3 separate regions of the Mus musculus genome follow, and all the other regions are linked to region 3. The links are chromatin loops, found by intact Hi-C in ENCODE. Cell type or tissue: heart. All regions are shown on one strand. Links, peaks and the distances in the headings refer to the core of each region. The heading gives the core; the rest is flanking DNA. Region 1 overlaps Mrm3 (mitochondrial rRNA methyltransferase 3). Region 2 overlaps Timm22 (translocase of inner mitochondrial membrane 22). Region 3 overlaps Abr (active BCR-related gene).

Region 1 (10,302 bases), core at 914-8,913, 240 kb after region 3:
CCCGAGACTGCCACCTCTCCTGGCTCATGATGGAGGACCTTCCCGGGTCTTCTGCAGAGTGAGCAAGCAAGGACCGTGGATTGAGGCCCTGACTCTGACTCTGGGATCAGTATACACACCCCAAGCCAGAGGGAACTCTCCTGTGACATCTGTACCCGTGGGAGTTACAGAGGAAGGGTCATGACCTCAGTGGCCATCAGCTGAGAGCTGTCGGCGAATTTGCTTTGTAAGGACGTGATCTTTCTTGGTCTGAGGGAAAACCAGCGCATCAGTGGGTTCTTGGGCAGGGGACTTCCATATCTCTAAGGAACCTTGTGGGTGTTTGTTTTGGTGGGAAAATGAATAGCCGAGCTAACAGTTCATAGAACGCTTACTGTGTGCTTAGTTTCTTCATCTCCCCATTTTCCTCCTGTACTCTTGGCCATCCCCAGGTTTCTGCTCATACAAAAACCTCCCGAAATCTTGGGATTTCAGAAATGGATTTCCCCCTTAGCCATCTTCCCAAGATTCAGCCCTGAGTTCCCAGAGAAGTGTTGCCCAGCTACCCGGGCTTCTCTGTGGGCTGCTTCTCTGCCACAATCACCTGCAGCCCCTTTCATGGTCCGTTTTCTTTTCAAACTGGATCCAAAAAGAGACGAGGGTTTTCTTTCCTCTAGGAACCTGCAAAGGTAACTGTGCTCTAGAAAGCAGTGAGGGCACTGGGCATGCCAACTGCAGTCACCCTGACTTCCTCTGCTCTGCCCAGGCAGCTGAACTGACCACAACAGTGGAAACATCAGCCATGTTCTTAGGGTCTGTGCTTTGGCCTAGGGATTTCCAGGACTTTAGTCTGTCACAGTCTGGTGTCAGGGACTTCAAAGCATCTGGGCCTCACCCTCAGCTCAACCCAACACTTTACCAGCCCAAACCATTTATTTTGGAAAACGCAGTTGTCCTCCCCCAACAAGCTATTGACACTGCTGTTCCTTGCTGAATTGGATTGTTGGCTTGTAATTCAGAGGTACAAAATTAGTTGGTAATTACACTATCAGATGTTGCCAGCCTGAAGTGCAATCACCTAGAAAGAAATAAAGCAGATAAAGCAGGCCTCTCTGACCTCACCCTTCGCTTGGGCCTTCCTGCCCTCAGTGATGAGTCCTTTTCCCTTTAGTGCTTTCTTTGGGATGGGGCGAATGTTCTAGAGCCCGCAAGAATCTAACGAACCGAGACTGGGAACAGAGTTTGGTTGTAGGGTACACAAGGCCTTGAGTTCAGCACACACACACAGGGGTGGGGGGAGAAGAGAGAGAGAGCACATGGCTGTCTGTTTCTCTTGGTTTTCAGAAGGCAGGAAGCTCACCGGAGCTTTGGTTCTCAGACTGAAGACCTTGTTGTGAATTTTGTTGTGTTTACTGAAGCTGAGCACTGACACCTCCATGGGGAGACACTAGAATCACCATGGACCTCACTTCAAAGAGTAGGGCAAGGAATGGGGTGTCCTAGCTCTGTCCTAGGGCTAGGGGCATCCCTGAAAGGGGGACAAGGACCAAGATGAACTCTCTCCCTTGGAAAATGAATAGGTTTCTGTCTGTGCCCTGGGTGTGATGGCTTTGAAGGAAAGGATGGTGTCCCTTTTGGCAGCTAGTTACCTTTGGGGGGTTGTGGGGAGGAGAAAGAGAAGCCAATTGGAAGGTGCAGGATTGGATCTATGTCGTATCTCAGTGGCCTGTCCTGGGCTGATTCTCCGGTCAGCAGAATGCAACACCAGAACTCCCCTTTTAGAGAGGATGTGTGGCTTAGTCAGGACTGGGGACAGCCTAGTTCTGTGCAGCTGCTACAGTTGGAGAACGAGCTACAGAAGGACCTTTCCTGCAAACCAGTGAACAGTCCCTAAAGGTTACTGCAGCAGACCAAGTGGGTGGTGTGCTAGCTCCCACCAAGCAGCTCCAAGATACCTTCCGACTCTCCTTGCTAATTGGAAACAGGCTAAGACACCAGCTGTGGCAGCCACAGGCTTCCTCCAGCAGCATGGGGAACGCCATGCCCTGCAGGTCGACATGGGAAGGGAGCTATAAAAATGCCACTGTAGAATTCCCAGGTTTGTGTTCAAAATGACCTCCAGACCCCATTCCCACAATAGAGATGCATTTCTTTAAATTTCTCGAGACCAAGTCTTACTCTGCAGCCTAGGCTAGCCTAGAAAGCCACTGTGTAGCTGGCCTCAAATCCCTGCTCTGCTCCTAAGTGTTGGGACTAGAGGCATAAGCTACAGTGCCCAGCAAGATAAGATTTTTTCACCCAGCCTTCACACAAAAGATCAAAGGATAGTCTGGAATCCTACACTAGGGAGGGAGGAAGGAGGGTCATAAGTTCAAAGGCAGCCTAGGCTTCATAGCAACACAGTCTCAAAATATCAAAAGTAATAAATCCATACAAGGAAAAGGACATCTGTTAGGCTAATGATGGAAAAGGGCAGATGGCACCAGCTTCCTCTCTGAGTCAGGTGGTTTCTGCTCTGTCCTGCCCACCATGTGTTCTTGAAACCAGTGGCCTTCACTTATTCCAGCATACGGAGCCAGCACTGCTTTTTTGGCAAGCTTCAAGTGGTAATTTCCAGCCAGACTTTGTTTTATCCTGTTGCCTAATTAAAGACACAAAAAAGCTGTTCCCCCTCCTGCTCCCATGCTCATGGTGGCAAACTGAATCCAGCAAGGAGAGGACTGTGGCTTGGGAACAGGTCTGTGGGACTTGCAATGGTCTTCTTAAAGGGAGCAAGGAGAAAACACGGGCAAGTGAGGACACGTGTGTCAAAATGCTGCACAGAGTCGACACATAGGGAGTGGCCTGGGCTAGCATCCAGTGCCACATGCTGAGGTGCTCACATTCTGTACACAGAGACATTTCTTCTGTCAGCCTGGGCAGACCTGTGCCTGCCTTGTAGCACCACAACACCAATGAGGTACAAAAGCCAGGGTGGCAGTACCCAGGGGCTGCAGAGGTTCAAGAGCACCCTTCTCCCTTCCCACTGTCTTGTGCAGCCAGTCCTGAGCCCACCAAGATCTTACAAAGTTTCTCCCACAATGGTTATACTAAAGGGGTTACCTCATCTATATCCCTTATTGACAATGCCTCCAAGCAGGCTGCTTAGGGGACTTTCTAGGGGACCACCGTTCACTGTGATTATATTATTCTTTCTTTCTTTATGTATGTGAGTACACTGTCACTCTCTTCAGACACACCAGAAGAGGACATGGGATCCCATTACAGATGGTTGTAAACTACTATGTGGTTTCTGGGAATTGAACTGGAAGAACAGTTAGTGCTCTCAACCGCTGGGCCATCTCTCCAGCCCATGACTTCATTATTAAGGCAAGGGCCTGTGAGCATACGTGGTAAACCTTCCAGGAACAAAGGCTGTATATGGACTTATATAGTAGTTCTGCTTTGTGCTGGGAACTCTGCTGCAGGGGAATCAGAACATAGGGTGTTCTCCACATACTTTACGGAGGAAAGATGAAGGTCTTCGTTTCATTCCTGTTGCTGTGATAAAACACTGTGACCAAACAGCTTACTGGAAAGTTTCTTTTACAATTCAGTTCCAGGGTCCATCAGAGCCAGAAGTCACTCCTACAACACAGGATCCTATGCCGCCACCCACAGTGGGCAGCTCTTCACACCTTAACAAAGTAATCAAGATCATTCATTCCTCACAGACTGCCCCAGAGGCCAACTTACCTAGGCAGTCCTTTGTTGAGATTCCTTTCCCAGGTGATCCTAGAGGGCGTGAAGCTGACAATTAAAACTAACCACTGCTACGTGGGTCACGCCTGTAGTGTTCTGGGCTGCTTCCCAGGCCGGGACTGTATTAGGCCAAGTGCATGTAACTCCTCAAGAACAGCTGAGATTTCCTTTTAAAGTTACAACTCTGAAAAGCCATCATACTGCCCTGAGTAGGCTTCAGTGGCCTCAGGGCTGGACTTTGGATGCTCAGACCTCAAATAGCAATCGTAAGGACTAGAGCTAAGAATATAGTCTTCACCAGCTACTCTGGGGTGTGCCTCGCCCTCATCCCCATGAGCGGCAAGGAGGGCGAGTAACCCTGCTGCAGCTCTTGCTTCCTCCTCCCACCTTTTGTTCCCACTCATGAAGCAGCAGCACTGGTGATGGGGCACCCCAAGTCTGAGGTTTCCTGAGTAGATGACACAGCTGGGAATCGCTATACAGAGGGGAGAAGTGCAGGGCCAATCCCAGAACACTGGGCCACTGAGCACTGAGCGGGCGTGCCTCCTGGGACTCCAGTGAGACTGGGCTGGCAGCTGTAGCCCCAGCTGCTCAGATGAGACTCTGCTCTGTTTAGAAACAGTTCATCAGTTAATTTGGCTCCTAGTTTATTTTGTTTGTGTATTCACTCCCTCCTGGAGTGAAAGGGAAAAGACTGTTGTAGTTAAAAGCAACATACTTCTTGAAAGTAAAACAAGATGAGCCCAAATGGCAAGAACGTCACTGAGCGGCTGGGGAGGCAGCTGGGTGGAGGTAGGAGCCCCAGGGCCTAAAGTACAACCCATGGTCAGAGAATCCTGGCAGGCTGGGCTGCTGGGACTTTGTGTGGCCCTGATGCACTTCAGCACGGGTGACAGTCATCAGAAGTTGCTGTGAGCCCTTGGAGCAAGATGTCAAGTAGTATTTTGCCCCATGTGTCTAAGTGACCAGGATTCTCACCACTTAGCAACTGGCTGAGGTAAAGGACCAAACGCACTGGGCAAGGCTATGCATGTAAGCTTCCTGTGACAGGAACACATGGGACATCTCCCAGAGGCTAGACATAGAAACTGTGTTAATGTCTATATTCTCTTGAATTTCAGATTCTGATCTCCACTGAGCTGAGATATAATCCAAGTTTGCAGTACTCTTTGGCAGGGGGAGCTAGGACTCCATTTGAACAACTTAAGCCCAGGGCAAGTCCCAACTCTCTAGCCTGTGTAACCATTTCTGAGGTGAGGCCTGCCACCTTGTGGCCAAAGCTACTACTACAGGGGGCCTCCCTGCAAAGCCAAGCAGGAGCCTAGGCCAGTTTTTCAGTTTCCCTTCCAGTTTCCATAACTCTGACTGCTCCATTTTATTCCTGTTTCCTGGGGAAATGGTGACATTCATTGTTCTCAAAGGTGAAAATTCATGATAGCGATTTTCCAACTTCTTTTATGAATACATTGTTGAGGGCATCAGATCTCATTACAGATGGTTGTGAGCCACCATGTGGTTGCTGGAAATTGAACTCAGGACCTATGGAAGAGCAAGCTGCCAGTGCTCTTATCTCTCCAGCCCGTGATTTTTTTCATGTTTGCTCAGCAAGAACATAGCCACAAGCACTCCCCTGTAGTCAGTCACTTAAAAGGACAATGTGTGTACCCCAGCCCCCAGGCTAAGTTCTAACACTGGCCAGAAAGCATTTGACAAATACACTTCTTATCCGTCTTGCACCTAGGATAGCAGAATGGCCTCAAGTTGCACACAATGCAGGAGACTAAGTACAGGAGAGTGGCTGGCAGAGGTGTGCTTGCTTGCTTCCTTTTGGTGCCTTCTGTTTCTTTAGCACTCTCTGAGGTGTTGAAGGGGAGACTAAATGCCAGCAGGCTCAGCAGAGTGGTGTGAATTCTTCCCTGCTGCCTTTAAAACCCAGCCTGCTGTGATAGTCATTACAGTCCCCCTCAGCTCACATTGTGTTCCAGCCTTTGTGGGCCACAGTAAAAAAACTTTGGGCTCAGCACATGCCTTTAATCCCAGTAGAAGCAGGCAGAGCTCTGTGAGTTCTAAGACAGCCTGGACTACATAGAGAAAGAAACCCCATCTCTGTCTGTCGCAGACTCTCACACACATATCCCTCCGCCCTCGGAGAAAAGGCTTTGGCCTTTCCTGGTTTTTAAAAGCTGACTAGAGACTGAGAATCTCAGGAACCCATGGACTACCCACCCACATCAAACGTTTGTGCAGTACCCTGGGAGGGCAGGCAGTGTTCTTCCTGGGAGGACACAGCCAACAAAACCAAACACTACCAGTAATCTCTCCTAAAGCACCCCAAAGCCCTGGCATCTGCCACCTGGTACATGGGCAGCTTGCCCAGTTGATTCTCCCAAGAGTTTTACTAGAGCTGAAGGAATGGAAAGGGAAGGGTTGGCTCTATGGTTTCTGTTGTACGTGCAGCAACTTGTTCAGCCTTCCTAGAATAAGCAGCAAAGGAGTCCGACAGGAACCTAGTCATTGGAGCTGCTGGGCTTGAAGATGTAGCACAAATACTTGCTTGGAACCTCAACTCTAAACCAATTGTTTGTGGTTGCAGAAGTAGTGTTTAGAACGGATTCCAAACTCCAGCACCCCCACTCCTTCCCATGGTTACTCAGCAGGTGCAACTACCTGCTTTGGTCTTCTCTGACCTCACTGTATTTTGGGGTTTAAGGATCCAGCCTATCCCTGGGGATCTGAGAGCTCAGTGCTGAGGCAGTATGATTAGAGCCTCCGCACCCTGACCTTGTAAGGTCCTCGGCTCACAACACCCAGTGATGCTTCCTGATCTAAAAATGAAATGTACATTTTTTTATTTTTAATTACATGTATATGAATGTGTCTGTTTATGCACATCTGAGTATACATATCTGAGGCCAGAAGGAGCAGATCACTTGGAGATGAAATTAAAGGTAGCCACCCAACATGATCCACCAAACATGAGCCCTGGGAATTCAACTGGGATCTCTGAAATATCAGTTAGATGCTGGGCCATTTCGGCAGCCCCTTAGATCATTGCTGTGTGTGGAGGTCAGAGAAAGACTCTGTGGAGTTGGTTTTCTCCTTTATATGGATTCCAGGGATTGAACTCAGGTCACCAGGCTTGGACAGCAAGTGCTTTTACTCCCTGGGTCATCTTGCTGTTCCCCTAAATCACAGCATTTAATCAAGTGCCACTAAAACCATGACTAGCAGCAAGGAGCTGGTAAGCAAGCTGGCACTTCCAGCAGCAGGTTATGCTGCAAAGTGGACTCAGGGTCTCACCTCTTTTCATACAGAATCCTCAAAAAGATGCCTGTAGAGCTAGGCATGGTGGTGCACACCTTGGTCCTACACTCTGGAAGCAGAGGCTGGTGGGTCTCTATGCTCAAGGCCACCCTGGTCTATATAATAAGTTCTAGACTTTCCAGGGCTATAGGTCTCAGAACAAACAAATGAATACCTTTGCAGAGGAGCTGTGCAAAGAAGGCATGACACCACCTGATGAACTGCTTCAGTTGGTTCACCACAAAGGCAGAAAATCCACATCAGCTGCCTGTGGGACAGAAGGCCTGGATATGCCAGCCCAGAGATGGCTGCAGAGAAATCCGAAAAACAGCTGGCTGCTGGTTACCATGCCCTGTAGCCCTCAGCTTCTCAGAAAATACTAAGGCACTGGGAATTTGGCTCCTTTAGCAGAGTACCTATGTAGTACACACTAGAAAAAAGTTACAATCTCAAAACTAGTGGAGATAGGAGATTATAGGGAGAATTTTGATGGGGCTGGAGAGTTGGCTCAGTGGTTAAGAGCACCTGCTGCTCTTCCAGAGAACAGTTTCGGTACCTAACACTCACAAGGTGGTTCATGACCATAAGTCCAGTTCCAGGGGATATGACACCTCTACTGACCTCTGCCAGGTACCAGGCATACTTGTGGTATAGTATACACACCTGCAAACACTCATATGGGTAAAATGAAAAAGAATTTTGACCTTTGTTGTTTAATAAGGAACAGCAGACACTAATAGAAACTCTTTTTTTTTAAGTACCACACAATGGTGGCAGTGCCTACCCCCTGGCTCCTGTGTTGTCACCTTGGCCAGCCTCCTAGCAGAGGAGGGGCTGGAGGTGCCCTTCCCCTCCCACTGAGGATTCCTGTGCTCCTTCAGTGGTAACTCCTGTCCCTGCTCAAGTCTTCCACCTTTATCCTCAGCTGCCTTTTCCCTTCAAAGAGCAGGATGCTCGCAGCCATGGCTGAGTTCAGACTGTCCACACCAGGTACAACGGGGATCAGCAGTCTCTTGCCACCGGTACTCTCGGCCAGTTGCAGGGATTCCAGGCTCACTCCATGCGTCTCCCCACCTATCACCACAGCTGCTGGTGCTCCTGTCCAGTCCAAATCATAACTCTGGACCTCAAGTTTGGGCAGCCAGTCCTTTCTGGTTTTAGTGTCTAGGTCCTCTTCATACTTGTGAAACTTTAAGAATCGGCGATCACATGCCCAGTCACGGTCACCGGTTTTATCAGACATCTGAACCTGGGCATAGTGACCACAGTTGTCTGCCACATAGACTCGAGTGTCAGGAGGCAAGTGATTGGGCACTGTTTCCCATTCCACATTGTTCACAATGGGTACCTGGAAATGTGCCCCCATGCCTGCCCGGAGCACTTTAGGCTCCCAGGCATCCACACAGCCTAAAAAACAAAGGATACAAATTGAGACTTAACCAATCTTCCTAGACTACAAAGGTAACGCTGAAGTAAGTCCCTTTAATCCTAACCAAGAGATAAACCAACAGTTTTTCCATTACAGTTTTCGCCATTGCTGGGACCAAGAGCCTCCCATCTGATGACACTGACCAGCAAAGGGTCTAGAAGACCGATTGCTGCTAGTGCTGAAATAGATGTTGTTCATCGCACCCATACACAGGTGCCAGGCATTGCAAGGAATATAATGGAGATTAAAATGCCACCATGGACCTGCAGGGATGCAGGGCATCAACTGTGGCACTGGAAGATCACTGAATCAGATGACCACAGTATCAACAGTAACTGATGTCAAAGAAGCATGAGCAGGGAAACACTAAAATCTACGAGACTGTGACACTGAACTGGCTGCTAGGGGACACGGGGATTGTGCTGGAGAGAGGTCCAGGCAGAGCACAAAGGCAGAGTGAGCGAGCACGCCTGCTGCTGGACAGGGAGGGTGGGATAGGAGGCCAGAGGTAGGCAATGGCCAACATAACAAAGTTGGTAGTCCTGTCCCTGCCAAGGCCCTCCCTCATGCTGCAGTGAGAAGGCTAGAGGAACCTACTTGGACATAGTCACATCTAGACCTGAGGGCTCCTGTGCACTGGCTGCCCAGTAGATACTGACCTGCCATATGACTACTCCCACCACAGGCAAGTAGGAGGAAGGCATTTCCCCATTGAGTGTCACAGGGCTGCCTTATGACAGGTCATTTTAAAAGTTAACTCGGCAAGCTTAGGATAGTATCTGTCAGACCACAGAGAATATACTCATGCCCAGACATTCCCACCTATGGGCTTTCCTAAGCACTGCAGGGAACCAGAGATGGGAGCTGGACTATAGGCCAAGTGAGAGCCCCTTCTGCCGCACCTTCCTCCTCTTTCCCTACCTCCTTCACCCCAGCCGTGGGGACAAGTGAGAACCGCATTACCTCAGCAATGCGAGCACATTCCCAAAACCGCACTGCTATCGACAATGGAGTGGGTGGGGTACTGAAAATGGAACCCCAGAAACTAGGTCTCACACTGCCAGACCTGAGTTGGACAGAGTGTGTCAGGGGAGAGTTGAATGGAGCAATTTAGGCAAGTCTCAGCAATTGCTCCACTGTTAGTTTATATTTAATAGTAGCTTGGGTGTCTCTGATGAGTGACAAGCTCCCTCCCTTCCGCTCCCAGGGTGTAAAAGGCACTCTAGACATGTCTCAACTGCTAGCCAGGTATGTTTAGAACCAAGCCTATTAATCCCTTCTGTGAGAAAAAGCTCAGATGTAGTAAGGCTAATTTGTGTATCACTGTGTATCACATTTCCCTGAGGCTAAGAAAAATGTCCCAGGATACAGAATCACTCTGGTGACAGCTTTCTTTCTATGGGATTCAGAACTCAAGGGTTAGGAAGGACTCATATACTCAACACTTTGAGAACTTAAGATAGACAAGGATCTTAAACCAAGTCTTAACTTTGGCATGTAAATAATTAATGTATATTCATAAAAATTTCATAAAATGGGAACCTATTTTTCCTCCCATTGACTTAAAATTCCAAAACAGCACATCAGGTCTCAAAATATTTTTAAAATACAAGCAACATTTACTGAATGCTTCTTTGCATCATTTCAAGTAATCTTAAAAAAACAAAGACCAACCATGAGGAGGATTCTTCTTATTTCCACTTTATAGACGAGAAATTTGACATTTAACATACTGTTTATTGAGCATGCAGTTAACCCAGAGCAGCTCAGAGTCAGACCCATGCGTGTCTGTCCTGAACCATAGCTCACTTGAAAGCAGCCAAGGAAGCCACTGGGTAGGAAGCGCTTGT
Region 2 (10,223 bases), core at 1-8,000, 77 kb after region 3:
ACGGACATCCAGGCCCTGAAGGCTGTCTTTGATGCCAGTGAGTAGAGAGGCCCAGCGGGTATGGGTGGTACCTGAGCAGCTGGTGGAGAGGGAGAAGCCTTGGCCAGTGCCCTGTAATTTGTTGTGGCACGAAGGAGGCTGTTTCTGAGTCCCCTGACAAGTTACATGTCCTGGGTCTTGTCACTTAGGTCTCCCTCATGTTTCTTAACCACTGCTACAATGAGGATGGCATTCAGAGAGGTCAGGTCACTCGTTCTGGGTTACCCAACTTGCACGTTTCTGTTCCTGAACTTAAATTGAGACCTTTTGACTCCATAGTATACATTGCTGGCTCAGACTTCTTCCTCCCTGCTGTCTTCGGGCCCTGTTACCATGTGGCAGGTCTCTTCTGTGGCGGGTCCTGGCCCTCAGTTTCCCCTCTTCTATCAGGCTGGGTCGGGCTAAGGCACTGGTATTATATCCAGCGTTCAGGATGCTTGAGCTAGGCAGGCAGCCATGATGAGTCCACGTAGGGTGAGGGTAGGCTAGGGGCTGGGAACATGATGATATATGGCTCCCTAGACCACGTAATTAGGTGTGTGCTATGTGGGGTGGGTATCACTCTGGTACTCTGAGCAACTCATTATGTCCCTCCTTTCTTCTGAGAAGTCACAGCAGATAGACTCTAACCTGTCCCTTGATGCCCTTGCCCACAGATAGCATCTGCATTGACATATGGTAGAGCTTGTGGGCACCATGTATACCCTACCTTCCTAAGGGGAGGCAGTAAAGGAGTGCAGTGCGTAGAGGTTCGAGGGACAGATATGAGGGACGGAAACAGTACTTAGGGCTGCCCCTGAGATGTCTCGGAGGTGAGTGTAGCCTCTGACCTTGCCCCCTCCTGTACAGATAACAAGGACATCCTACTGATGCTGAGCGACATGGACATCAACGCCATCGCTGGGACCCTCAAGCTATACTTTCGGGAGCTGCCTGAGCCCCTCCTTACAGATAGACTTTATCCAGCCTTCATGGAGGGCATTGGTGAGGCTTCTGCAGTCTTGAGGGTTGGTTGGGCTGAGTCTCCTAGACTGGTAACATGAAAAGCAGGAGGAAATGCCCCAGGCATTCCTGCCAGTGGCTTGTCCAGAGCAGTCTTGTTCTTGTGACTGAAGGACCTGAGAATGAAGTGCAGCCTGCTGAGGCTGGGCCCTTTTACCTGTCCCGCTGTCCATGTGTCCCTTTTGTGACTCCCCCTTACACACTGATCCTGGAGACACAGGCATTTATGGAAGAAGGCCCTGAGCTGGCAGGGCCTAGAGCTAGGGAAGAAGCTGGTTAAAGCTGTAGTTTACTGGGGACAGCTGTTCTGAGCCCCACGGAGTGGCTCTCCTCATTGCCTAGGTACTTGCCAGTGGAGCTCCTGTGACCACCTACAAGGGCCACTTCCAGGCCTGGCACAGTGCTCCCTTCTTCTCCTGAGGCAGATAAGACTTGAGACCCTGTAGAGAATGTGAAGCCTAGGGGAGGCTGTTCAGTATAGGCCAGCTTCAGAGCTGTTTGACAGAGAACATCCCCACCCCTAGTAATAACTTGTGACTAGTGGATTAAACTAGCATGGAGTTTGGGTTGGGTGAACCGGGGTAATGGTCAGTGAGAAGGGAAGGGAGAGGCTGCTCCCTCAGCCTACCTTCTAGCCACGTTATGAGTCATGGTTGGGCATCCTAGGGAAACCCACTGTTGACAGGCCACACACAGGTCAGGCCTTCTCTCTGTGGTCCAGGCTTCTGGCCTTCCAGGCAGGCCCTGCCCTAGCCCTTTCTCCTCCTGCAGCCCTGTCAGACCCTGCTGCCAAGGAGAACTGCATGATGCACCTACTCCGCTCCCTGCCTGACCCCAACCTCATCACCTTCCTTTTCCTGCTGGAACACTTGAAAAGGTAAGGAGGAGAGGCAGGGCCCAGCCCAGAGCAGCTTCCTGTCCTGTCCCACCAGACCGATCGTCTCAGCTCCACCTCCTGGGTCCTGGCCTGTGCTAGGCCACCCGCAGCAGGCTGAGCGCTTGTTTCTCCCTGTCCTGAGCTCACAATTGGTTGTTGGGAAACTGGCTCCTAATTGCAGTATAAAATAATTGGCCATGGTACCATAGCACATGCCTGTGGTCAAGATGCTGAAGCAGGGGGATTGCTTGAACAATCAAGAACTAGCTTGGGAAACATAAGGAGACTCTCGTAGAATGGTGGGGTGAACCAAAGGGCCTCAGGTGGGTTTAATCTGTGGGCCCCAAAAGCAGCCATTTATTTAGTTAGTACAACTTTTTGTTCTGTTTACATTTATTTATTGTGTGCATGCGTGTATGCATGTGTGGTTCGCATGTGGAGATTGTAGAAGTCGACTCTATTATGTAGCTTCTGAGGGCTGGACTCAGGGTGTCAGAATTGGCAGTAAGGGCCTTTAGCCACTGAGCCGTCCTGCTAGCCCAGTGCAGCATTTTTTAAGTGAAATAGAAAGGGTAGCAGAAGGGTGAGCTCCAGGCAAAAAGATTGCTTTATTCCATTACCTGTCCATGTGTCCTGGGTTGTTACATCATCTGATGTGTTCATTATGAGTCAGTTAAGAATTTGAAGCCTACTGGTCTTGGCCCATACATTATGAAACAGGGAAACTGAGACCCTAAGCCCAGCAGGGACTTGCTTGGCTTAGCTGTAAAATTGTACTTAATGCCCACAAGTCCTAAACTAAGGCCCTTCTCACCTTCCCTTGCCCCTCCTATGGTCAGGGCAAACCAGAGCTGTTAAGCTGACATCACTATTTAGTACTGAACTTAGTACCAGCCTGTCCTCATCACTTACTTTTTAGCCCAGGACTAATTACAGACACCAGTTGGAAGGAGGTCACTTGGTATTCCTTAAATCCACTTGCTACCATGGGCCAGCGCCTCTGAGCTCATCCCCTCATCTGGGTGCTGGCTGTGGTTCAGGCAGGCCAGGCTCTGGAGGGCGCCAGTGGGGACCTAGTCACAGCTGGCGCTGGAGTCTTGTTTTTCTCATCTTGAGACAATGTCCCTCCCTCTGGTTTGGCCAGGACCAAAGTCCCAACCAACTAGTTTGGTGAACATTGTGAGAGGACATGCTGAGGAGGAATGGGAAGGGAAAAAATGCATTAGGTTTTCCATCCTGGGAACTGGGCCCGTGTGTGTGTGTGTGTGTGTGTGTGTGTGTGTGTGTGTGTGTGTGTGTGTGTACACGAGGTAGAGGCTAGCCAGCTGCACAGCTGTCTGCTGGCACTACATTTGCCTGTTTCCAAAGTAGTCAGCAGGCACATTTGTGACTCTCCTGGTGGGAGAATAGGATGAGAGGCCCTATCCAGGGTTTGTGTGTATGGAGACTCCAGAAACATTTCCTAGTATGGAGTCGGGGGAGGTCCAAAATTTCTTGGTGTGTTTGGTGATACTGAGCCTTCCTCGACAGTAGCCAGAGATGGTAGTTCCCACTTTCACTCAGGGGACAGATCAACCTAGTCTATTACATAATAGAAGGGGAGATCTGGAAAGAGTCAGAGCAGGCCCATGAGCAGGCTCTTCAGAGACAATGGGGAATTCAGCCTCCAGACTTGCCTGTGGTGTAGACTGTTCCTGCTACAACACAGCCTGGATAACTGTAGGCTCAGCTAGCAGCTGCCTCTGGGCAGCAGGTCCTCTCTGCTCTGCCCTCTCCACTGCTGACTTCCCATAAGTGTACTACTGTTGGGCTCTGGAGTGGCTCCTGGGGAGACTACTCATCGCTCAGAAACCAGCTCTAGCACCTATTAGCTGTGTGACTGTAGGGACATCACTAAACCTCTTATTTGGTTCCCTCACCTCTGTAGAGGGGATGACGACAACATACAGGATTACAGGAAGAGTCCTTAGAGCTGTCTCCATCTTATCTAAGTCAAGAGGGATGCCATTGGGTAGTGGTTAGTCCTTAGGCTTGGCAATTTTCCATCAGCATGGCACATAGCTTAGGAGCTAGTAGGGGTATGTTACAGCAGTTTACTAGGACGTAGCTGGGACCTCAGTCCCTTCGCCTAATGTCTTTCCCACCTATTGGAAGGGAGGTTAGGTGTCTGCCGCTTTGGTGTCTTTGAGGGAGCTTCTACAAGTACCTTTAGCTTCTTGGGGCTCCTGTGGCCGCTGAGGAGTGACTCTGTTCGCCTTCCTTTCTCTCAGGGTTGCTGAGAAGGAGCCCATCAACAAGATGTCACTTCACAACCTTGCCACGGTGTTTGGCCCCACGTTACTGAGACCATCAGAAGTGGAGAGCAAAGCACATCTCACATCAGCTGCAGACATCTGGTCCCATGATGTCATGGCCCAGGTACTACCAGCACTGTGTAGGAGGCCCCACCTCCCCTGCTAGGCAGCTGAATTAATGGTATATAGGGTGCCCAAGCACTTGGCTGCAGAGCACCCTTCCTGCTCAAGGCAAGACAACAATGTATGAGTCTACACATGGTTGAAGAATGTCTGTCCCAGGTGCTAGCTGCTTTCCTGAGGGCTTCAGTCTCAGAAGAGGGACAGAAGACTGAGAGCTGGGGATTGACCTCGTGAATGAAAGCCCCAGGGTTGCTTTCAGGGTCAAGAGGCTCATCTTCAGCACCCATCTCAGGCCCATGCTGAAAGCTTTTGACTTAGACAAGGAAGTGGCTCCCTGACCCTTGACCCTGCAGCACCCTCCAGTGCTGTAAATGAGCAAAGCGATCTGGGCTTCAGGGAAAGGGGAAGAAGCAGGAGTGAGTCTGGGGAGTGACGTGGGTTAACTCTTGGCTGTGGCCTGGCAATCATTCCTTTTCAGCATAGCAGGGGAGGAGGGTCTGGAAGGCGAGGACCCCAACTTCAGTCTCCCTGTCTCCTCACAGGTCCAGGTCCTCCTCTACTACCTGCAGCATCCCCCCATTTCCTTCGCAGAACTGAAGCGGAACACACTGTACTTCTCCACAGACGTGTAGCCTGGGGTGGGCAGCTGTGGGGGCGGCCAGGGGCCAGCCCTCCAGCCGGGCCCCGACATAGACTTGAAAGACTGCAACAGAAACTCCCCAGCCTAGCACTCCAGAGTCCAAGGGAAGCCACCTTCCAAGAACTGGAACATGTGCATCTTTTGTGCCACCTTGTACAAAGCCAGCTGACCAGCCCCCGCCTCCTCACCACACCCCAGCTCCTATCTTCTGTACCCGAGTGTGTCTGATGCTCCGTGCTGTCCAGGAATTGTTTTATGTATTATTGTCATTGCAGAAAAGGTAGTGGCCGAGCTGGTATGGGCACAGACAGATTGCTTTGTTCTTTCATTTCTCCCAGCACTCACTTTCTGCCTGAGTCCGGTCCAAGGACTTTTACTTTGCGCTTCGTAACTACTGCCAGCTTCTCCTCTCCTGGCCCTGCTCCCAGATTGCAGCCTCCCTGCAGTGTCTGCCCTTGCCACCTCCCAGCCTGCTGCATGCATGTGCAGCATGGGCTTTTGCTCCATCACCGCAAAGTTCTGCAGGGGCCCTGGGCAGTGCTGGCCTGTCTGACGTGCTGCCCTTGGCCTCCTTGCTCTCCACGTGTGGAAGCGCATCTGCTTTCCTTGCTGTCTGTGCAAATGCTGAACAAGGAGACAGACACACACTAATCCTCAGCACAGAGCTGGAAAGCTCATTTCTGGAATGTTCTATTTGAGAATTGCCATTTCTGGGGTTTGTCTGTTCTATCTCCTGCCTACCAGTCGGTATCTTCAGCTGTTTCTTCTATTGCTGGATTTTCTGTTCCTTTTCCCCAGTGTTCTGTTTTCTTTGAGTGTAATGACCCACAAGTGTCCTGCCATTAAGAGAGGTCAGGATTGCACCTGAAGGGTATGGTGGGCACCCAGGCTGTGAAGGAACAAGATGAGTGGAGCGGCCAGCAGTGGCAAGTCAAGGGAAGCCAGTCTTCAGTGTAAGGACCCGCAGTGGCTATCCTAGTGTACATTCTCCTGGAGAGCAGCTTCTGTGGCTGAATCAGGTGTCCAGGTGAAGACAGGCCCTGTCCTGGAACCTGGAATCACACATACCTCGTGGTACTTTTGCCTTAGATTTTACACTCTCAACAGCCAAGCACTGCCACGGGGCAGCCACAATGCCATGCGTGCTCCAGAGCCTAGGAACAGCAGACAGAACCCAGTTGGAATGCTTCTACCCTGGCTTCTAAATTCAGGCCTGTGGGTAATCCCAAGTATACAGGAAATTGTGGGGTAGGCTGTCTCTCGTGAATTGAGTTCTGCTGGGGCTATAGAGCATCGGGTCGGCAGCTGTCATTCCCAGCTCTGTGACCTACTGCTTGGTACTAAAAAGGAGTTTTCTTCCAAAAGCACTGTTTCCAGTCTGAGTAGGAGCTACCAGCCTGTGGCAATCAGCAGGGAAAGACAGGTGCTCCTGTCATAGGGGCTTGAGCTACCACAGCTACCACACAGCTTTCTGGATCTTCTATATGGCAGTTCATTCTTGGCCCTCAGGATTGGGGAGACCAGCTCTCATTGTGTGTGCTCAGGGCTAAGTCTAAACAAGGGTTTGCTGGCCCCCAAGCTGTTGTTTGTTAGGTGAGGTTAAGTAGGGCTCTTCTGGTCCTGTGCATACCTATTGCCTTTGACAGAACGGTACAGTTTGTTTATGCAGGAGGATGGCATGCCAACTTCCCAGCTGCCTACTAGCAGTTTAACAAGGAGCCTTGCTGTCTCAGACAGGTGAAAGAAAATGTCATGCATGTAAAGATCACATCTGCCACTACCTTGGCACTCAGGTGCTGGTATGTGCATTCTTGCTTCCAAAGGATTGACAGTAACAAATTCTCAAAGCTTGACTGGAGCTGGCTGCAGCTCAAAACAGTGCCTCCTGCCTCTTTAGAGCGGGGCTGCTCGGCAGCAGTGACTGCAGCCCCAGCTTGCTTAAGCAGTGTAACAGCAGGGAAGCGGGAGGAGCTGAGAACTATTAGAAGTTCCTATTATTTATAAATTCCACCCAAAGTGGACAGAGTCAGGTGCCAGACCTGATCTGAAGTGCACCAAGGAAGTATCTGGTGGTTCTCCTGAGATGGGGGCCTTGCAGCCCAGCACCCCCTCACTGCCAGCAGGGCACCAGGAGACAGGGTCCAGGAATCCAGGTATGCCTGTACTTGCTTGAGCAACGACTGAGGGCTGCCAGCTTTTGCTGACAAGGTAGGATGGGACCCCCAATAAGTGGGTATGGATATATTTTTTTTTGTCTCTGTTCTGTTTAAACTTATGTAGATTATTATAAATTGATGTAAACCATGTGAGAGGGAAATGTTAATAAAAAAATTGCAAAGCCTCAACATTTGCACAAAACTCAGCCCCATGGTGTGGTTGTTTGTGTTCTCAGTAGTCCAGGAAAGACCACCAATCTAAATATTTAAATCCTTCCAGCTGCACCCAGATGTGTTTCCAGGAACCTGTTTATCTCTAACCTTGCACCTCCCTTCTGACTTTTGGAAGACTGTGGCAGTTGAGGGAGAAAGCTGCCCCTCTCTGTGGATGCATTTCTAAGTCACTGCTGCAGTCGTTCACTTCATGGGATACTCACTGTGGGCCTGGTCACAAGTATGCCTGGAAAAGATGACAGAGGTAGCCCACTGGCCTTCCACTACTTATGTTTTCCTCAAAAGTAGCATGTCTTTTATGGCAGACTTCTGTTGAAGTTGCCTGTCAGAGACCTGCACCTTCCAACCACCACCAAGAGCCTACACTCCTTTAGGAGACCCAATAGGGTTTGTGTGGGACTTAATCAGCTGAAGCCATTGGACACTGTTTATTCTAGAGATCAGGAACAGATGTGTCTGCAAACTGCTGTTTGGTTTATGAGCTCATACTGACCCCCAGCCATCTAAAACAGGAAGCTATTCATCTCCTTTTGATTGAATGGTCCACGTGGACAAGGCTTGGCTTGTTCAACTGATGGCTACTGACAGCTGAGGCCCCTCTGTGCCAAGGTAGCTGTGATGGCAGCATTTCTTGTACTGGCGCTCATGTGAAAGAGCAGCTGGTAAAAGACCTCAGGCACCTGAGCACTTTGACAGGTACCAGGTAGAGTCCATCCTTGCATCAGTGTTCCTAGGTGAAGGATTTACAGACAATACAGGAAGCACTCCTAAGCCTGTTTCCAGAGCTCTGGGGTAGGCACGACTGAAGCTCTGTGCTTATGAAATAGGGCAGGCATCATACAGAATTCACTGCAGATTAGAAGCAGGGAGATTGACTAATTGAGTACCTGACTTGGATTCTTTCCTCGGCATAGGAACGAAAAGTATTCAGCAAAGAGCCCGAGCCCCGTGCACTCACCCATCCTAAGAAGACAGCAAAGGTGTTACTCTGGATCTGATATCATTATTCACATATAAATACACACCCAGATGACCAATGTTGAAGTTGAGTCTTTGAACTCTGCTTAAGGTTGAGTGAAGATGAGGAAGCAAGAAAAGCAAGGGTAGAAGGGTTGCTATACAGCAGGGGAAAAGACTGCTGGCTGAAGGTAGCCAGTTCCAAGCCTCGGCTGAGCCTCCTACACAGAAGCAGGAGGTAAGGACTGAGCCCATTAGTTCCACCTTCACCCACACGCTACAGTAAACAGTTCAGTGGCACAGCCCAAACATAAAAGGCTCGTTCTCTGCCATGGTATAATTAGGCTGAACTGTTGAATAACAGTAACAAAAAACAAACCACCAAAAGCCAAAGAAAAGCTTAGCGGAGAACAGGAGTGGTGGTGAACAGGCCTCTGCCATCTGATCTGGGCCAGTAGCTACAGTATGACTGACTCAGCTGGCAGGGTGACCACAGTAAGACATTCACGGACCTTTCACCTGGGTTGGGGCCCAAGACCAAGGGTTTTGTAAGCTGTAGGCATGACCATCAGCCAATCCAATGCCTTTGAGGAGGCAGAGGAGTTACCAGCATGTTGCAATACATCCAGGAACATGGCTAAACTTTCTAGGGAGAGGCCTTGCTGATGGAGTGGCTGTGGTAACAAAGATACAGCTTCCACAGACGCTAAGAGCAACGCTCCCAGAGTTCCTTAGAGGTTTCCTAGCCTTTCCATTGGATTTGTCACTCTTTGGGCCAGCTGGCATCTTTTGTCAGAGGTGTGAAATCTGAAAAACTAGCTCCTAATAATAGTACATCTGCTTTAAAAAAAATAAAATTGGGTATTTTTGCCTGCATGTGTATATGTCTGCACCACTCAGGTGCCCTCAAAGGCCAGAAGAGAACCTTAGATCTCTGGAACTAGAGTTACAGATGGTTGTAACCCACAATGTAGGTGCTGGGAACCAAACCTGGGACCTCTGGTATTAACTACTGAGCCTTCTCACAGCCCCCATATACATATATTTTTTTTTTCCTTTTTCCGGAGCTGAGGACCGAACCCAGGGCCTTGGGCTTGCTAGGCAAGCACTTTACCACTGAGCTAAATCCCCAACCCCCATATTTTTTAACAAGGACAGCAAAGATACTAACTGAAATCACATAATTGCCTCGATGGCATAAGTTTACTTTGCCCTGCCCTGGGACTCATGATGGATACTTGCACACAGAAGGAAGAAGAGCTTCCCGGCTATGGGCAAACACTGCCACTTCCCTATTCAAAGCTGGGGAGCTGAGCCAGGTCAGAACTGAGCCTGGTTCAAAGCTTAATGCGTAACAGTCCACACACTGCCTCCTGATCTGTTTACTGCAAGGAGACACTCTGCCATACCACCTCCCCTGAAAAACCTGGTTGGAATTCAAGTGGAAAAGTATGGTTGTTCCAATGGCTGCAGAGAGCGATCGAGCAGCGAGGTGTGTCCTTCACACCATCAACTGTAGAGGGATGCACTTGGCTTCACCCCTGAAGCAGTCCAAGTGTGTAGAAACTGCTCCACAGAGCAGCTCTGAAGGTGGCTGGCGTCCTCTTTCCTTCCCGGCTGTTTCTTTCACCGTAGGTAATAATCGATTGCAGCAGAGAAAGCAGCAAACCCTCCACAACCTATGGCCCCGGCCTTTACTCCAGCTGCAAAGCAAACAACAGCGTTACCACTGTAATGGGTGCTAGGTTGGGACTGCACTTGTAAGTTTGTACCTCGGATGCATAGAAACCAATTTAAGCATGTTAAATCATCCGAACTATGCTGCCTCGTTAAGATTTCAATGAAGTGGTTCTGGAGAGCTGGTTCACGCAGTTAAGAGCACTGGCTACTATTCCCAAGCA
Region 3 (8,000 bases), core at 1-8,000:
ATGGTGAAACCCCAAGGCTCCCACTCTGCCAGGCTCCATCACTGGATTCTTTGCCAGGTTCTGAAGCGTCCCCACCGATCTCCACCTGCAGTATTAACTCCACCTGACTTCTCAGCCTGTCTCTCATCTCCACCAGTATGACTAACGTGCTCATTTTTATTTTACTTCACTGTTTTCTGTGGCTTGAAGGTAAGGACTTACTTGTGAGGAAGCATTCTGCTACTGAGCCCCAGACCAAGCCCTGGGTGTTTTAAGACAGACTTTTCCTATGAGGCCCAGTTTGGTTTTTGAACCTGTAACCCTCTTGACTTAACCTTCCAAGTGCTAGAGTCTCAATCATGTATTGCCATGTTCTACTTTGGCTGAATTTTAATGACCCGTCTTCCAGGGAGCCTCCTGTGACTTCTCATTTGTTACATCAGACGCACCTGCCTGTGCCCTCCCAGATCCACTCTGAATTCCCGCCATAGCGTTGTGTGTCTGTGTGGGAGGGGGCAAGGTTAAGCAGCCTTGGGAATGCTAAGCACTGGGTCTGTGACTGAGCTATGCCCCAGCCTCCTCACTTCTCTTTATAGCTTTATTTTCTCTGATTACATATTCAAAATTTCCACTTATCAGAAGTGCATCATGTAGTTCGTGAAAGCTCGCTTCCTACAGACAGCTACTGAGAGGTTATTTCTCCCTGCTTTCTCCATATGCAGACGACGTATTCAAATGATTCCATACTATTAAACTCCAGTAAAGACTGAGAGAGATCTTGTAGATCTGGAATTAAGATCTACTGTACTCCTTTTGTGGCTATGTGGTATTCATCCCATGGATAAACCAGAATTCATTTAACCAGCTCCTTCTCCCTCTCAGGGCTTTTTTGGTGGTGGTTGGGGGTGGGGGAGGGGTGAGGCAATGCTGTGATTGAACCCAGACCTCCTTGCACATGCTCGGTAAATACTCTTGCCATTGAATTACAACTCCAGTGCTAATTAAGCCACTTTTTTGTGTTGTTTTACTGTGCCTGTGTGTGTGTGTGTGTGTGTGTGTGTGTGTGTGTGTGTGTGTTAGACCACTTTATAACTCAGGCAGACCTGGGACTCAAAATCTTCCTGCCTTTGCCTGAGTGCCAGAATTTCTAGTGTACCATTCCACCATTGGAATCTAGTGTACCGCCGGATTCCGGTTCACTGTTAGGCATTTGAACTCATAGCAGCCCGTGCTGCTTTCTCACGCCAGTGAACATTTTTATACATACATCTCTATGCCCTTCTAGATGTGCCTTTTTAGACAATTCCCTAGGGTGGAATTGCTGACTCAGAGGGTGTGGACATTTAAAAATCACAATAGCTGTTTCCACGTTACTCTTTCTGGAGTTATACCTCAACAACATAATTCTAAAATGTGCCCCTCCCCAGTCCTGCCTTTCCTTTGGCACAGCCTTGGGAGTCAGTCACCTGGTCCTTCTGCTCTTGAAACTGTCAGCTCCACAAAGGGCAGTGTCCCCTGTTTGTGACTACATTTTGAATGTGAGCACAATGCCTGGCGTAGAGCAGGCAAGTGATAAGTGCTTGTTAATTGAGTTGGTAAGGGAGTGAGAGGATGGAGACTTAAATATAAGGGGTGTGTGTGTGTGTGTGTGTGTGTGTGTATAAGGAAAGGCTATACTCCCTGTGTCTGTGTGTGTGTGGTCTGTGCGTGTGTGTGTGTGTGTGTGTGTGTGTGTGTGTGGTCTGTGCGTGTGTGATAGCCCTACAGACTTTGAGATTTGGACCTAGCAGGTATGAGAACTTGTGATTGGTACCCTACCCTGTAGGATGTTCATGGTTCTTGTCCGTCATGCCCCTGCCTCAGCTGCCCTCTGCATACTTATCTGCTGCTGCTTTTGTCTTCTGTCCCCTTCCTGCTTCCTGAGCCTCCTTAAACTGTCTTTAGAAGCCGGGCATGGTGGTGCACGCCTTTAATCCCAGCACTTGGGAGGCAGAGGCAGGTGGATTTCTGAGTTCAAGGCCAGCCTGGTCTACAAAGTGAGTTCCAGGACAGTCAGGGCTACACAGAAAAACCCTGTCTCGAAAAACCAAAAAAAAAAAAAAAAAAAAGAAAAGAAAGAAAGAAACAAACAAACAAACAAACTGTCTTTAGGGCTGGGATGTAACATAGCTTATGCAAGGCCCTGCACTCCAGCTTCAGCACCAGCACCACAAAAAACAAATGAAGACAAAAAAAAAAAAAAAAAAAAAAAAAAAAAAAAAAAAAAACAACAACAAAACAAAAAACAAAAACCCCAGAAAATAAAACCTTTGTTTTGGGCACTCCTCCTTTTGCCCGGAAAGACCTCTCTGCTTCCAGGTGCTACCTAGAAGCCCACCAGTCACATCTCAGAGCCTGCAGTCCTTAACTCCCCACGCATGCATGGCGTTCTGTCTGTCTTTCACCCTCACACTCCCCAGTGGAGTTTTCCAATGGCACGAGCGCCTTGCCTACCCATTCCTGTTTCTACTCATCCCTCACCTCAGTGGGTTGAGAGTTCAGCAGTGGTAGGGGTTGGTCACACATCCCAGGCCTCCTTAAGATATCAGTGTGCATCTACCAGTGAGCAGGTTAGCTGGACAGACAAGGTGTTGCGTAGGTGTGAGATGTTGCAAGGCCTGCTTGGGCTGTGGTTTGAAAAAGAGAAAGATGGAAGAAACAGAGAATTTAGTAAAAGGGATGTGTGGGGCCGTGGGCACAAAGAGCCACAAGATAACAACCCACTGATGGAAGGGGAAGCTAGGGTGGGGAAGAGGAGGAACTTGCTGGTCTGGATTTGAGGAGCTGAAGGTGGTTGCTGCTCTGACTTCCCTGTGAGGAGAGCCAGCTGCCTGGGCAGGTCTCACACCTAGAGGTGGCAGTGGGTCGCCATTGGCAGAGCAGTAAGATGGGATGAGTTTTCCAAAGGCTGGGAGCATAGGGCTGTGGGAGAGACAGAGCCTTGAGCTGTGAGGCAGGAGGAAGGAGCAGCCAGAACCCACTCACTGTGTACCCAGCCGCCTGAGGGATTTGAGAAAGGCCAGAGGACAGCGCCATACTGGCTGTGTCTCTGGAGAGGAGAGTCTGGAACCAGGCAGAGTAAGGAGGAAGCCTAGGTCCAGGGCCTTCTTGAAGTCTTGAGGGGGAAAGGGAGGGAGCACCCTGGGGATTTGTGAGTCACTTCCCCTCCAGAGGGAGGACTGAGGGCCTCTGAGTGGATGCGGCTTCTGTGTCCACTCACTGGAATTTCCAACCAATTGGGCTGGGTGGGGCCGTTGACACCTTGGATATTTGGGGAGCAGCTTCTGTGGGGTTCACAGAAAGTCCCTTGGTTACAGTCCTCAGCTGCCTGCTGGTCTGACCCATGTGGACCCCTATGCTGTGCACTTAGAGCTGGCAGGGTGGAGGACAGAAGAACCTATAGCAAGCACAGGGCCCTGAGTTGGCACACTTGTGCCCTAGGGAGTGCCAACCCTGGCTGTTCCCAGGCCATGGAACAGCCTTACCCTCCCAAACCAAATGAGGAATTGTGGTTTGAGAGGGCCCTTCAGACGTGTCTTGGCTATTTATAACTGAGCCGGAGCGAAACTGGACTGAGAAAAAGTAGCGGATTCTGGGTAGGAGAGAGCTGCAGGATCCCAGTGGTGGGACAGATCCTTGACCAGTTCAGACCTTAGAGAACCTGTCACACCTCTCTCCATCTGTGTCAGTTTCGGTGAGGGCAGGTTTTTCTATTATTGACAGAAGGGCAAGAGTTTCTCTTGACTTCAAAGTTCCAGAAAACGTTTTAAGAGTAGGGTAAGAAGCCCCACTGGTTCCTTTTAGTCTCCCCTCCCCCACGGCTTTCTATGTGCTTCTCAGCTAAGGCGCACAGTAGAGGGGAGTTGTCCCCAGTGGGGATAGTTTGCCTTCTGTTGGCAATGGCCTCAACAGTTTGACTCTGCCCTGTGGCCATATGGTTGCCACTGACAAGTGAATGTGCTGTTGTATGAAAGGCTTCGTGTGATGGTTTGTTGTATATGCTTGGCCCAGGGAGTGGCACTGTTAGGAGGTGTTGCCTTGTTGTCGTAGGCGTGTCACTGTGGGTGTGTCACTATAAGACCCCCATCCTAGCTGCCTGGAAATCAGTATTCTGTTAGTGTCCTTCAGATGGAGATGTAGAACTCTCAGCTCCTCCTGCACCATGCCTGCTAAGCGCTGCCATGTTCTCACCTTGATGATAATGGACTGAACCTCTGACCTGTAAGGCAGCCCCAATTAAATGTTGTCCTTTATAAGACTTGCCTTGGTCATGGTGTCTGTTCACAGCAGTAAAACCCTAACTAAGACAACTGGTCATAAAAAGCACGTGACGTTTTGATGGGCATATTCAGACACTGCACCACCTGGTTGCTGGTACCCGTTACACAAGTTTTACAAAGATAAAGTGGTAGGCTGGTAGATGAAGCTGAATTTTATTCCAAGCTGCCAAATCCTTAGTGTGAGCATAGGGCACACACTAAGGGGAAACTCCTCCCACATAACCACAGCTAACAACCAGCTGCAAGAGTAAAGGCAGTTTGTGGCCTTCCTTAAGCCTAGCTCAGAGCAAGGATGTGGTTCACAATGTGTTGTGCTTTTTAAAAAAAATGTAAATTACCTGCTTTCATTTTAAAATCAGGAGATTTTATTTAAGCATTCATATTTTCCTTTGGGCGCGGTGACACAGGATGAGGCAAAGGCAGGCAGATCTCAGAGTTCCAGGCCACCCTGATCCACATAGCTGGTTCCATTACAGGGAGCTGGAGAGACTGCTCAGCAGTTAAGAACACACACCGGCTGCAGCCAGGTGGTGGCAGTGCACACCTTTAATCCCAGCACTGCAGAGGCAGAAGCAGGCCAATCTGTGAGTTCCAGGACAGCCAGGGCTACAGAGAAAACCTGTCTTGAAAAAACCCAACCCCTCTCCTCCCCCCCCCCCCCCACAGAAGAGCACTTGGAGTTCTTGTAGAGAACCTGGGTTAAGTGCCTAGCACCTTCATGACTAAATTATAGGGGGTCTAAACTGGATCTGATGCCTTCTGATCCATGCAAACATGAGACACACACACAGAGGCAAAACAATCATAAATCATACGTGTACAATAACATAAATCTAAAAGCAACAAAAAAGCAAACAAGTCTATCTTGGTTACATTTAGAGATCCTGTTTCAAAACAAAGCTAGAACCATAAAGAATACAGTTTGCCTTGTGTTGAAACTTGAGCCTGTGTTTCCTTTGGGGGACATTAATTAGCTAGAGCCTGGGTAGTTTCTTCAGCTCACTTAGGACTTTGGTGCTTGCCTTACCTGAACTTTGAATGAGTGCTAAAGATATGCCACAGTTGGCCTCAGTGTTGAGTTGTAAAAGAGTTCCTGCAGCTGGCCCTAGACTCCTCCCCCGTGGCAATATGAGTGTATGTCTACTTAGGGATGGGGTCGGGGACCAGGGTGTGAGCCTCATCCTCTGTATGAATTTAGTTTCTGGAATATGGAAGACGCTTGAGGGAAGTGTGAGAGTGAAGCACTCTGGGAGTGGGCAGGGTGGATAATACTACCTGTCCTAGATTGTGCATACTGGCCTTGTAGGCGGGCTCTCTCTCCTTGGACGTCACAGAAACTACTCCAAGGAAGTGGCATTGCCAGCAGCACCTGACCGTGATGTGGCTCTCGGGTGGTCCATGGTGCCCAGTGACACATGCTCAGGACCTTGTCTGCCACTGTGCTTCAGCTGGACATGAGGCAGGCCAGTCCCCTCCTGTATAAATTAAATGCAAAGCCTTGTTCACTCTACGTGGTGCAATGGCAACTGCGGTTTCTCACTGGCAGTGGGCCTCCCCGCTGCAAAGGTGCTGGATGGAGCCTGAGGCCGAGGTGCGAAGGGGGCTCTGTCTTGTGACGATTCCACGGGGACGTGGACCGAGTGGGTGAAGGGTGGCTTCTCGGGGAAGCCGCTCTCCTGCACACCGCCCGCTGGCCCGAGGGCTCCGGCGAGAAGTTGTAAATAAAGCTTGTCTCTGGGAAGCACCCCCCCACCCCCACCCCCGCCCGCCCGGCCTGTCTGCGGCCTCCTCCCTCCCTCCTCCTTCGCTCCAGAAGCCTCCGCCAGCCGCTCGCCCGCCCGGTGACCACAGCAGGAACGAGCAGCTCCACCTCGCAAGTCAAGACGTGCGTTTCCTGTGCATTTGGAGCAATCGGGCCTCCGGGTCCAGAAAGGGCGGGCTCTGTGGGGCCGGCAGCGCAGCACCGGGACGCCCGGACGAGCCCGGCACCAGGCCTAGGGCGAGCGGAGTGGCCGAGGAAGGAACGGACCGCGGAAGGCGCTGGCTGCCGACCCTGCCCGGCGTTCATCCCGCGAGTGACTGCCTGGAGGCCCCGCTTCCCCTTTCTCAGGGTGGGGACGCGCGGGAGGCGGGCCCGGTGCGCAGGACGGCTGGAAAGCGGCAGCAGGAAAAGGTTCATAATGGAGCCTTTCATCGCCAGCCGGTGGCCAGGTGCCAGGACCGACTCCGCGGAGGCCAGCATGCTGGTGTAGGCCTGCCCTGCGCTCTTCCCCGCCCGCCTGTCCCCTGCCTGCCTCCCTGCTGGGGCGCGCGGCGGCCGCTGCCGCTGCTGCTGCTGCTGCTGCTGCTGCTGTTGCTGCTGCCGCTGCCGCTGTGTGGACCCTGCTTCCTGTTTGCCCTCTGCGGCTCTGGCTGCCATGGAAGAGGAAGAGGAGGCAATAGGCTTTTTGGACAAGGTTCTGGAGGATGAAGATGTGTTTCTCCTGGAGGAGTGTGAACTGGGAACCCCGACCAGCCCTGGCTCAGGGTCCCCCTTCTTGGTGGCCGTGAAGGTGGGAATGTGACACGCCCTGGATGCTTGTGGGGAGGGGGCAGGGATGGCTCTTGACTGATGCTGAAGCCGTGTTTGGAGAGAAATGGCTGATGTGTGCACAAGCCTCATGGCTGAGTGGAAGAGCCTAACTCAGCATGAGATGGGCTGGTGCGTTCCTGCTAGAGGATTGAGGGGCTGGGCTCTCTCAGCAGCTGTTCTGTGGGGAGAGGTGGAGTGAGTGCCTGCTTGCCCTGCACCAGTTGTCCTTAGGGGCAGTGACTGTTGGCTTTCCCCTCAGTCAGCTGTGTTAAGGGATCTTTTTGGCAGTGACATGAGTCACCTGGTGGCCCGTCACTGATGTGAGCCTATTGCCCCCAGAAGAGCTGGCTGACTTGAAACTGGTGGGCAATAACTCATTGTTTCCATGGCAACCAGAGGATAAGGGCATTTGCGAAGTGTGGCCAAGGGAGCTGCCTCTTTTCCAAGGAGGAGACTGGCGACTTGGTGCGTCTTGACTATGCAAGTGAACCTTTAGGACGATCAAGAATTTGAGGTCACTCGGGCTTTCTTGAAGGAAGATAACTGAATTAGCTGGAGAGGGGGTGGGAACAGCTGTCCGGTAGGTAAGCATTTTTCCCAAAGTGGGCATAAGCAAGAGTAGCCCACTTGTTCCAGGTCAGCAGAGCTACTAGAGAGGCAGGTTAGGAGGGAATGGGCTGTTGGGAATGCCAGCTCTGGTGTGGAGAAGTAACCTCCATTGCCTATTACCTACCATTAAGAACTTGAGCCACAGCCTATCGCTTCTCTTTCCTGTGCCTGGAGAGAGGGCCTCTGAGGACTGTGGCAGGAGTATGCACACTGCAAAGCAGGGCTACCTGACTGCATGGGCCCTGGAGGGCGTGGTATTTGGTGCCTTGCCAGGCTAGGTATCTGAGTCTTTCCCTTTTCATAAGATGATTGATGATCACAGCCCCGCTCCACCCACACACCATGGTGTGGCTCCAAGAAGGAGCTAATGGAGACTAAAAATAGACTGCAGACCTAGGTTAGGTAGGTGGCAAATATGCAGGGTTGGGGTGGAGAGATGACTGCAGGCTTGGGTGGGAGCGGCAGTGGGATCCTGGCACCTCATCTCTATTCGGTACTCTGGTGCATGTTTAGAGCAGCCG

The links. A loop is a pair of places that touch in the nucleus more often than their neighbours do. Peaks named below come from ENCODE experiments on the same cell type or tissue, not always from the same donor. Only the 100,000 strongest peaks of a DNase experiment are listed, where the experiment ranks them.
Region 1: a loop joins it to region 3, with 2.9 times the contacts of the local background. A loop is called at or near these places in 2 of 42 quality-filtered maps.
Region 2: it touches region 3 in a loop (2.3-fold over the local background); 4 of 42 quality-filtered maps call a loop at or near these places.

What each region holds. Positions count from the first base shown.
Region 1 is chr11:76,248,023-76,258,324 of GRCm38, reverse strand. It overlaps Mrm3 (mitochondrial rRNA methyltransferase 3), which reads right to left. Exons shown (of 4, transcript NM_183263.5): 4 at 7,703-8,430. The coding sequence ends at 7,901. Nxn (nucleoredoxin) reads left to right here. Exons shown (of 8, transcript NM_008750.5): 8 at 1-1,099. Among named protein-coding and RNA genes, the nearest start is that of Mrm3, 9.4 kb to the right of the region's middle. In heart, for the core only: a CTCF peak has its summit at 4,998 (motif pointing left); DNase peaks (open chromatin) are centred at 2,574, 4,254 and 4,984.
Region 2 is chr11:76,413,848-76,424,070 of GRCm38, reverse strand. It overlaps Timm22 (translocase of inner mitochondrial membrane 22), which reads right to left. Exons shown (of 4, transcript NM_019818.5): 4 at 7,758-10,025. The coding sequence ends at 9,949. Abr (active BCR-related gene) reads left to right here. Exons shown (of 23, transcript NM_198895.2): 19 at 1-37; 20 at 889-1,023; 21 at 1,813-1,918; 22 at 4,189-4,336; 23 at 4,878-7,339. The coding sequence ends at 4,967. Among named protein-coding and RNA genes, the nearest start is that of Timm22, 12 kb to the right of the region's middle. In heart, for the core only: a CTCF peak has its summit at 4,698; a DNase peak (open chromatin) is centred at 3,000.
Region 3 is chr11:76,493,107-76,501,106 of GRCm38, reverse strand. The region is part of intron 2 of Abr (active BCR-related gene); the gene reads left to right. Among named protein-coding and RNA genes, the nearest start is that of Abr, 74 kb to the left of the region's middle. In heart, for the core only: a CTCF peak has its summit at 4,822 (motif pointing right); DNase peaks (open chromatin) are centred at 3,156, 5,736, 6,186, 6,346 and 3 weaker places; H3K4me3 peaks cover 3,441 bases; H3K27ac peaks cover 6,148 bases.